Regions from separate parts of the Homo sapiens genome. Here region 1 is linked to region 2. The links are chromatin loops, found by intact Hi-C in ENCODE. Cell type or tissue: PC-3. All regions are shown on one strand. Each heading gives the region's core, and the rest is flanking DNA. Links, peaks and the distances in the headings are about the cores only.

Evidence for each region. A loop is a pair of places that touch in the nucleus more often than their neighbours do. Peaks named below come from ENCODE experiments on the same cell type or tissue, not always from the same donor. Only the 100,000 strongest peaks of a DNase experiment are listed, where the experiment ranks them.
Region 1: it touches region 2 in a loop (10-fold over the local background); 2 of 110 quality-filtered maps call a loop at or near these places.

What each region holds. Positions count from the first base shown.
Region 1 is chr3:194,903,323-194,908,699 of GRCh38, reverse strand. No RefSeq gene overlaps it. Among named protein-coding and RNA genes, the nearest start is that of LINC01972, 140 kb to the right of the region's middle. In PC-3, for the core only: no CTCF peak of the experiment used is centred there; a DNase peak (open chromatin) is centred at 2,319; H3K27ac peaks cover 1,814 bases.
Region 2 is chr3:194,983,205-194,988,581 of GRCh38, reverse strand. The region is part of intron 3 of LOC105374294 (a long non-coding RNA gene); the gene reads left to right. Among named protein-coding and RNA genes, the nearest start is that of XXYLT1-AS1, 110 kb to the left of the region's middle. RefSeq lists enhancers at 1-482, 1,775-2,275. In PC-3, for the core only: CTCF peaks have their summits at 3,113 and 3,317; DNase peaks (open chromatin) are centred at 1,811 and 3,281; H3K4me3 peaks cover 735 bases; H3K27ac peaks cover 1,519 bases.

The sequences.
Region 1 (5,377 bases), core at 318-5,317, 80 kb after region 2:
CAGAGCTGGAGGGAGCTCTGGGGAGCAGGATGCCTGGTGTCTTACAGCCCCCAAAAGGGAGCAGCTGGGGGAGTCCTGAGCTCACAGTTGCCACATTCTGTCACATGGCCAATCCCTTCTGGACACAGCTGAGAGAGTTGTGGTGGGCACCTGACCCGAAGGCAGCTGAGCTGTAGGCTGGGCAACTGTTCTATGAGATGGCTTAGCCGAAAAGGTTAAGCCCAAACCAGAAAGATGGATGTTTCCAAGCCAATCAGATTATCTCTCTCTCTCTGAATGGTCCATGAGAGACAGAAGCAAGCAGGCATCCAAGGAGAAGTGCACGCACATGCACACACACACACACACACACACACACACACACAGAAGGAACCTAGCTCCATCTATAGTAACATGAGTACTAGAGCTAAGGACAGCAAGCCCCTGCAGCTGCCACAGGTGTACACTGAACCCACAAAGGGCACCTTGGACTCTGAATGTCCTTCCAGGTGCAGAACTATATGTAAGTCTCTGTTTCTTGAGGCAGAAAGCTAACAGAGCACAAACATGCCTAGAGAAATGCCCCACTAACCAGAAGATCACGCTGGACCTCAGAGAAGCCCAGGGTCACTCACTAAACTAGTGATATAGCTGAGGCTGGAAACCAGGCCACCTGACTCTTAGTTTTTGAGAAGAGCCAAATTTGGGTTCCTCCTAGAGCTGGTAGTCATGGTTTTGTAGGGAAGGGGTGAAATGCAGGGTGAGTCAAGGAGTTTCAAACACAATCATTCTTGACACGAGATCCAGTTGCTCCAAGATACCACTTTTTTTTTTTTTTGAGACAGAGTCTCGTTCTGTTACCCAGGCTGGAGTGCAATGGCGCGATCTCAGCTCACTGCAACCTCCACTTCCCAGGTTCAAGCGACTCTCCTGCCTCAGCCTCCCAAGTAGCTGGAACTACAGGCATGAACCACCATGCCCAGATAATTTTTGTATTTTTAGTAGAGACGGGGTTTCACCATGTTGGCCAGGCTGGCCTCGAACTCCTGACCCTCATGATCCACCTGCCTCAGCCTCCCAAAGTGCTGGGATTATAGGCGTGAGCCACTGCACCCGGCCCAATATGCCACTTTTGCTAGAGTGTGTCTTCCTCTCCTCACCTACTGTTTGCAGTGGATTTTTTCCTGGCAGACCATCCTGGGTCACACTGACTTCACCCTTTCATGATAGCTCACACCATGGGCTGTGTGGACATTGGATAGCAGTTTGTTAGTGACACCCACACACTGTTCCAGATGCGGTTTATGAGAGCGTGTGTGTGGCTGTGCTTGTGTGTGGATGTGGGTACCCCGGGCCTACTCAGAAAATCCATAAGGTTCTGTGGCACTGGGAGCCTGTCGCGTGCTTCCTTTCTCTACTGTAGTGAGTGCTTAGACTTCAGCTAAGAACTCTGGTACCCACAAGACCTCCCAGGCATTCCACGGCAACTCTCATCCTCCCTCGGGGTAATTTCAAACCTTTGTAAGTCTCTTAGGAGCCCTGTCTGCCAGCCACTTCCTGCCTTCCTCTCAATGAATGACCCTAATTTTGTATCATTAGAAGACAGAGGCCTTTCATGGAAACAACTACACTTTCTACCCACAGCCATAGGTTTAGTCACCTTATTAGTATCTAGACAAAGAGTATCTAGCTCTTTCCTTCTCTTCTATTTCCATGCGAGAAATACCGCAGTGCTGTGGATCCTGTCCCTTCCTTTATTCTTTCCTTCAATGAACAGTCTTAAAGGCCTAAGATGCCAGGAGCTATTTCCAAATTCTTGACAGACATTGATCTTTGGGATTTTGGCATAAAAAAATAGGAATTTCTGGGAATTCTCCAGAATTACCAAAATTATAAGTTATTTAAAAAAGATTCTCCAACATTCTTCATGCTCTTTCTTCATTACTATGGATATCTAAAAATTTTTATTTAACAAATAAGAAGAAATATTAAGTTTGGTAGCCTTTGTAAAATATTTGTATTTGGTAATATTTATAAAGCATTTACACTTTGGTAGTAGGTGTAAAAAACTAAAGCTTCCTGGAAATATTCAAATGCTGGAAATCACCAGTGAACCTCACTGGGTAGTATTGACTAATGTAACATCTGATTTCCTCGCAAGGTTAACAGGGCCTCTCAGAATCATCTGTGGGAATTGCCAATTCAAAGACTTTCTTTGTTTCCAAAACTTGTTCTTTCTCTGAATACCATTCATAGAATTTGCATAATGTTTACTATAATATAAACACAGTAATAGTTATTGTATTTGGAGGAGTGACTCACTGTTTGCAGCAGAAAATCCAGGAACACACGTTGATGACAAGACGGTAGCTACAGGCAAGACTGGCCAGTGAGATTGTGGCCACTTCTCTTCTGTGTGCTCCTGTCCCTGTTCCAGGAAATTTTGACCTTAGCCTTGAACTTCGTGTGTCAATGTTTCTTGCTCTTGCTTTTGACATGACATCAGCAGATGCCTTTGACCAGGAATATTTCTATGTTAATTGTTGATCTTTGATTCTCAAAAAAGAATTATAATACTTTTTTTCTATTTTCTCAATTCCTTGATTGATTTTTCTTACTATTTGGGAAACATACATTTCCTGAGAAATGCAGAGAAGGAATTCCTGCATGGAAGCACCAATAGTGGGCGAGTAATGGATGCCACAGTTCTGACTAAAGGCATAGATTTGGGGATTCTGAGTTGGAAGTCTGGTTGTACTTACTGGATGTGTGACCCTGGGCAAATTACCTAACATCTTTGAGCCTCAATTTTCCTATCAGTAAACTTACCTCATTGTTGTTTTGTGGTTAAATGTGTGTGGTTTTGAGGTTGAGTTGTTTTGAGGTTAAATATGTTTGTGAAGCTCTTAGCACAATCTCTGGCATGGTACAAGTGGTAATATATATTGTAGCTATTCAGACACAAGCCCCAGTGAAGGATGCATACTCTAGTGCTATCCAATAGAACGGGAATATGAGATGCAGATGTGAGTTTAAGTTTTCTGATGGCCACATTAAGAAAACAAAAATAAACAGAAGAAATTAATTTTAACAACACACTTAATTCAATAGATCCAAAATATTATTATTCCAGTATGTACTCAATATAAAAAATTAATGATGAGATATTTTGCTTTTTTTGAAACAAAGTCATGAATATCCACTGTGTATTTTATGTTTAGAGCACATCTTAATTTAGGCACTAAATTTTCCCTGGAAATATTTGATCTGTATTTAGATTTCATAAAGTTTACAGAGACTCACATATTCAAGTTGTTTCAAATATACTTACAAGATCCCAAAATCCCATTACTGGGTATATACCTAAGAGAGTGTAAATTGTTCTATTATAAAGACATATGCACACATATATTCATTGCAGCACTATTCACAATAGCAGACATGGAATCAACCTAAATGCTCATCAATTGTAGACTGGATAAAGAAAATGTGGTACATATACACCATGGAGTACTATGCAGCCATGAAGAAGAACAAGATCATGTTCTTTGCAGGAACATGGATGGAGTAGGAGGCCATTATCCTTAGAAAAATAATGCAGGAACAGAAAACCAAATACCACGTGTTCTTTCTTATAAGCGAGAGCTAAATGATGAGAACACATAGACACATAGAGGGGAACAACACACACTGGGGTCTATTGGAGGGTGGACGGTGGGAGGAGGGAAAGGATCAGGAAAAATAACAGTGAGTATTAGGCTTAATACATGGGTGAAAAAATAATCTGTACAACAAACCCCCAGACGCAAATTTACCTGTATAACAAACCTGCACATGTAACTCTCAACTTAAAATAAGAGTTAATAAAGAAAAAAGAAAACAAATTTATCAGTAATGGAATCAAATATCAAAAATTCACTTTTCTTTAATATTCATATTTACATCAAAAAACTGGTTCATCTTTTTTTGAAGAATTAATGTAACTTTGAAGCAAAAACATATTAGTTTCAAAATTACTTCTGTCTGAGTTAAATGACTCTAACTCCTGGAACAACTTAGTATTATTAGCACAGAATTCAAAGAAATATTGCATATATTGAAAAGTAACTAATTTACCTACAAAGCATGCCAACAGCCCATACTTCAAATTTTCGTGTAGTTTTTGCAGTCAACTTAAATTATGCTATTGCTTTCAATTAAAATCTTCATGTTAGAAATATACACAATCATTATTATTGATATTTATTGTAAAAATTATCATCAATTTTAGCATAAATTTTTATACCTGACTAACTAGGTAACAAATAAGCTTTTCTTTTCCTTTCAAATTTAACTCATTCATATGCAGTGTGATAATGCTATATTTTGTCTTTGATGATTTAGTGTTTAGCAAGCATTGCTTTTTGTTAAAGAAAATTTTTGAATTGGAATTAGCACAGCAAATCCTTCTAAAATTCTTCCACCATTCAACCTATAGACATTGGTAAAGAACACAAGATCATTCAATTTACTGTCTTTTAATTTTTAGTCCTTTCCATAAACTGGCAATAATTCACACATTTGCACATGTGTACTGAATGGTTAGAACACCTCTATGTATGACTCTCCCCATAGACGCTTCTTTAGAAGGCTACAGAAAAATATTTTCATAAATGAAAACATTGGCCTCTTGTTTTAGAATTCCAGTGAATCTGGATTTTTAATCTAACATAGCTGGAGCACTGTCTATCATGCTAGAAACTAAATTTTCATGCTTAGCTGAAATTCTTATTTGACAGATACAAAAGATACCTACACCATGAATTTGGTTTTGTAGGGCGTAAATTGACATTTCTTTGTAAATTTGAGAGTCTTTTCAGACAACTTGTACACAAAAAATTAATTGAGCAGTGTATTAGTCTGTTTTCATGCTGTTGATAAAAATGTGCCCAAGACTGGGTAATTTATACAGGAAAAAGGGTTTAATGGACTTGCAGTTCCATGTGACTGAGGAGGCCTCACAATCATGGTGGAAGGCAAGGAGGAGCAAGTCACGTCTTACATGGATGGCAGCAGGCAAAGAAAGAGAGCTTGTGCAGGGACACTCCTGTTTTTAAAACCATCAGATCTCATGAGACCCATTCACTATCATCAGAACATCATGGGAAAGACCCACCCCCGTGATTTAATCATCCACCCAGTCCCTCCCATAACATGTGGGAATTGTGGGAGCTACAAGATGAGATTTGAGTGGGGACACAGAGCCAAACCATATCAGGCAGTATCTTCTATAGTGTACGATTTTACAAAGCTAAAGAAAAGTACTTGGAATTTAACAAATGTTGAATCAGTTGGTTTTTGATATTATTAAAACATCTTGTATTCTATAAGCAATTGTTTGGTGGCTTAATTGAAAATG
Region 2 (5,377 bases), core at 242-5,241:
TGACTTCCTAGGTTTCTGTGGTTCTCAGACTTGACATTGGGACACAGGTACAGGAGAGTCAGGGCATGAAGGGAATTCACAGTCCTGCTTCCTAAGTCCCAGGAGGTTCATCTTGGTCTCTAGACCGTTCTGTAATCAGTAGCGTGGTGGGGGCAGCCGGGCTGAATTGGCAAATCCTGGGAGCTGCAGTGTTACGACTTAGAAGACAGGAGTCAAAATGTGTGGTACCTGCACGTCGGTGTCTCTCCAGGGAAACCCAGGCCTGGCACTCCCTGTCCACAACAACTCCACAAAGTTTGTACCCGGTGATGGGCATGGTCCTATTGTTGCCTGGGGAGGCCCTGATCAGGGGGCTGGCAGAGTCAGGGCTGTGCCTTGGCATGAGAGAGTTGGAGACAAAAGCTTTGGACAGTAGGTTGGGTAGGGAACTGGAATGCCCTCTCCCGCTACGTGGCACATAGGAAAGCAAAAGCCCAAAGAGGCTGAATGACTTGCCCCAGGTTGCCCAGCCAGCTGGGGCCAGGCCCCTTTTCCTGCGTCATGCTGCCTGCTGGGCCTGGGCTGGGGTCAGCACACCGATGCCTTTTGGCTGTGTTTTTTCCGTGTGTCTGATGTAGAGAAGAATTTTGAAAATATACTTGGGAGAAGCTTCTTCTCTTCGGAAGTCCCACGCAAAAAACCTCAGAGGAGAGGACGGCCCTGCACGCCTATTGACTTCAGGGCCTCCAGCTGCCCCTCTCCTCCCTTAAGGTCCTCGCAGGGAACCCTGCTAGACTGACGTCTGAGGGTGGTAGCTGTCAGGCATCTGCCTTGTGTGCAGTTTCAGTTCAGTCAGACACTGATGTGTTCGAGAGGAGGCCTGGATTCTGCTCCCAACGTGGCGAGTCACCAACTACATGATTTGGTGGGAAGCCTCAATTTCCTTATCTGGGAGGAGGGAGGGAAGGGGAGTGGGCTGGACTAAACAGCCTCTGAGGCCCCTGGGACCCTATTCCTGCAGAAATAGGAAAGATATTCTGGGGTGTATATAGGTATCTATATGTCTAGACACACACGCACATATGCATATGTATATATCTATTTATATTCATTCTCTCTACATATGTTTATATTCATATATATTTATATTCATTTTTTTTTTTGAGATGGAGTTTCACTCTTGTCACCCAGGCTAGAGTGCAATGGCACTATCGTGGCTCACCGCAACCTCTGCTTCCTGGGTTCAAGCCATTCTCCTGACTCAGCCTCCTGAGTAGCTGGGATTACAGGTGCCTGCCACCATGCCCGACTAATTTTTGTATTTTTAGTAGAGACGAGGTTTCACCATGTTGGCCAGGCTGGTCTCGAACTCCTGACCTCAGGTGATCCACTCGCCTCAGCCTCCCAAAGTGCTGGGATTGCAGGCGTGAGCCAATGTGCCCAGCCTATTTATATTCATTCTATTTATATATAACATTATATATGTCTCAGCTTTGGAGCCTGATATTTCCAAAAGAAGCCTGGCTCATTAAGGAAGTGGAATGAATATAATCCTATTGTCGCACAACACTTACCGCCTACACACGTCCTCATACAAGGGGGTTGGGGAAGACTCAGGTTCAGCGTCAAGCCCACGGCTCTGGGGTGGGAGGGGCCTGGATTCTTGACTCTTTTGTTGCTTAGTTCCATCTTGGATTTTGCCTTTTCAACTTGGCCCTGGTTCAGCCAGGCCCGACTGGGTGTCTAGGCCCTTGGCAAAGCCATTGCATAAGCAGGAAGCTATGCAGCAACTGTGGCACGGCGGAGACTGTGTGGTGAGGTTGCAGAACCAGGTAGGGAGTCTGACTAGACCAGCCCTGACTCAGCTTGTTTCCAGACGACCTAGGTGTGGGGGGCGTTGCCACATCAGTCAGGACTCCCTCTGTTGAGCGTGACAGAAACCCAGCTCACGCTTGCCTACACACAAAGGGAGGCTTTGGGCTCCAGAAATTGGGAAAGACAGGGGTGGAGTGGACCTCAGGCATGACCGGATGGCAGCCTCAATGCAGCCAGCTCTCAATCTGTGAATGGTCACCATTATTTTCTACTACACACAGGATAACCTGGGACGGGGAGCCGTGGGAGGCAGAGGCCCCGCTGCAGACAACCCAGTTTAAATTACCCTAGTTGGTGACTGTGGAAAAGAAAGAGCTCAGAGTATACAGGTTCCAGGGAAGGCTGTGGTCAGCTGCCTTAGGCCACAGGCCCACCTCTGGGACTGACATCATGTTCAGGCCAAGTTAGGGCAGAGGGGACTGCTATGGCAGTGAAGTCAAATCCTAAGGGATGGGCCATGTGGAGGAGCAGTTCTACGAATAAGGTCAACTGCTATCAGAGAGGGGGCCATCAAGATCCTGAGGATGAGATCAAAAGGCTAGCTACCCACTAAAGATCCAGCAGCAGTCAGCATCCAATAAGGAGGGCACAGAGAGTTTCCTATAAAGAACTGAGGTTGAGGCCGGGCGCGGTGGCTCACGCCTGTAATTCCAGCACTTTGGGAGGCTGAGGTGGGCGGAGCAGGAGGTCAGGAGATGGAGACCATCCTGGCCAACTTGGTGAAACCCCTTCTCCACTAAAAATACAAAAATTAGCCAGGCGCGGTGGCGGGCGCCTGTAGTCCCAGCTACTCAGGAGGCTGAGGCAGGAGAATCGCTTGAACCCGGGAGGGGGAGCCTGCAGTGAACTGAGATGTCGCCACCGCACTCCAGCCTGGCGACAGAGCTAGACTGCATCTCAAAAACAAAACAAAAACAAACAAACCAACAAAAAAAACTGAGGTTGAAACGAGGACACAGTCCAGGAAAGCCAGGGCATGAAGGGGATTTTCAGCAGAGCAGGAGTGAAAGTCTCTGCTTTGTAAGTCCTGGGAGGTCCATCTTGGTCTCCAGACTCTTCTCTGCAGTCATCAGGGTGACAGAGACTGACAGGGTGAGCAGAAGTGGCAACTGCAGAAGGCAGCTACTACTATTTCTGTGGCTGAAGGGGCGAAGGGGGACATTTAGAAACACAGCGGAGGGACCCTGCAGAGCCGACTTGAGGAGAGGTCTCTGCGCGCTGGCGCTGGGGCCCTGCAGACAAGGGCCCACTTGCCTGGGATCCCAACCTCTGAGCAGGGGTCTGAGCCGGCTCTTGGGCCACAGGGTGACGCAACTGCTTCTGCCAGAGTTGGAGAAGCTGCAAGCTGCGTTCCGCTGCGGCTCCGGTTTGGCACTGCCGGCTGTTGGCTGGGGAGGGAGACAACGAGCTCCCAGGAACAGGAAGCCCGCAGGAAGCGGACAGGGAGCAAATAGGAAGAGCAAGTCCTGCCTCCCGCACCAGCCTGGAGGTGCCGCTCTAGCGCCCGGGCTGCAGAGCCTACACAGACCCGGCTGGCAGAGCGGAGCCGCGGGCAGAGTCCCAGCTCCAGCATCACCAGTTGGCGCCCAGAGGACGGGCGTGGAGCATAGAGGTCGTGACTGAAAAGCGGCCCCAGAGGTCTCCCTGCAGGCCTTCTGGTGGGTGCGGGAGTCCGTGCGACAGCCATCTCCCTCGGGAGGCTGGCAACTTCTTGAGGTCAGGGACGTGCTGGCTTCGCTGTGCATCCTCCACGGGGCCTGATATCCTTCCCCAGGCAGAGCAGGCCGTCGTAAGCAGGTGTTATGCTGAAATGAGCTGCATGGCAGGAGCCCTTGTCAGGCAAGGTGTCCTGGGCAGCTCCGCAGCCCTCCCTGCCCAGCCCTCAGAGTTCCTGTGTGTTTTCCCGGGGCGTGGTTCCAGGCTTTCCCTGGAGTCCCGCATGGGGCCAGGGTGGGGGTGTTGAACACTGGACCTTGAACACAACTGGGGCAGGCTCTGCCCAGACCTGGCAGATGCACCCTAAACTTCCTTCTCATCCTCCTCCACCTGCAAATGAAGTCAACAGCAGGATCTTAGCTCCACCAGTTACAGACTGTCTGGCTTTGGGCAGGTTATTGGGCCATTCTGAGCCTCAGTTTCCCCAGAATGCCCTCTTCAGTCTCTTAATCCCTGCACCGGGAGACAGGAAGAGACTCTTGGCCCTCTTCATCCCATCCATTCCTCTCCCCTGTCTCCTGCTCCTTACTGGAGTGTGATTTTAACACAACACATCATAATTATGCTTTGAAAGGCAGTCAGTATTAGCAAGGCAGATATCTGTTTAGCTGGAAAAAAAGGAAAGATCCAGGTCAGCTGGGACTTGCTGAGCAGAGCTCATGGACAGCTGCAGGCGAGGCAGGGGGAGCAAAGGGGTAGAGAAGGCGAGGGAGGACAGGGGCTCTGCAACAACCTGAAGGAAGCAGGAGACCAGGTGGGCCCCATGCCCTGGGCTCCTGTGAATTCCAGAGCAGCTGAGCATTTAGACAGGAATCCTCAGGAGAAGGCTGGAGCCCCCCAGCCTCCAGCTGCATCAGGGCAGGACAGCAGGGCGACAGGCCCAGTGGGGTAAGGGACACAAAAGTGTTTATGGACCATGTGGGAATGGGATTAGGCCAGTGCTCAGTAAAGTAGAGGCTCTGATGAGATTTTATGGGCCATATCAAAGGTTTTTGTATAAGTTTTTCTCCCTCTTCCATCTCAAGTTCTTTCATGGCAGGTACTGGGTCTGAGTTTTCTCTGATGGTGCCCAGAGAGTATGTTGGGTGTATCTGGGGACCACACTCAAGTCTGGGTGAGTGTTTGGAGGGGCTTCTGGCAGCGTGGCCTATGCTACTGGAGAGCCATGGGTCTGTAAGCTCAGACAATGGTGTGAGCAGTGGCAGATGTGACATTTCCCAGCCAGGAGCCCTGGCAGGCAGGCAGAGGGGATCAAAGCACAGGGACCTCATTTTCAGCCAGAGAAGGGATTAATGAAGAGCCCAGTGTCCCAAAGGGAGGCTAATTGGGTTCCGAAGAGTGGTAAGTGTTCCTGGGCTCACTTGGCATGGTCCTACCCTCTGAGCCCTGTTTCCTCAAGAATTTAATTTAATGTCCCTTTGTTGAACGCAGCTGTTGGGGGAGGAGTGATTTGGGCTGTTTGGGCTGTTTTGTTTTCCTCCCTCTTTCTTTTCCATCTTTCCCTCCTTTCTTCTCTTGTGGGAAGATGCCAGTGCTTGGTGAACTGGCTGGTTGGGGTGTCCAGACCAACCTTCTCTGAGCAGGCCTTGAGCACAGAAAGCCCTGGGCTCCCTCCGTCTGCTCAGCAGCCCAGCCATCTGCCTTGCTCAGTCCCTGTGGAGACGTTTGCTGGGGCTGCCTTTCCTTGGAACTGGTGGGTGGGGTCTGGCAGGTGGAGAGATACCAGAGCCCAGGCTTCTAATGCTTTTTTTCTGGGATCCTGACATACAGCAGAGACTGGACATACCTCCCCTTCTTCCCTGCTTGA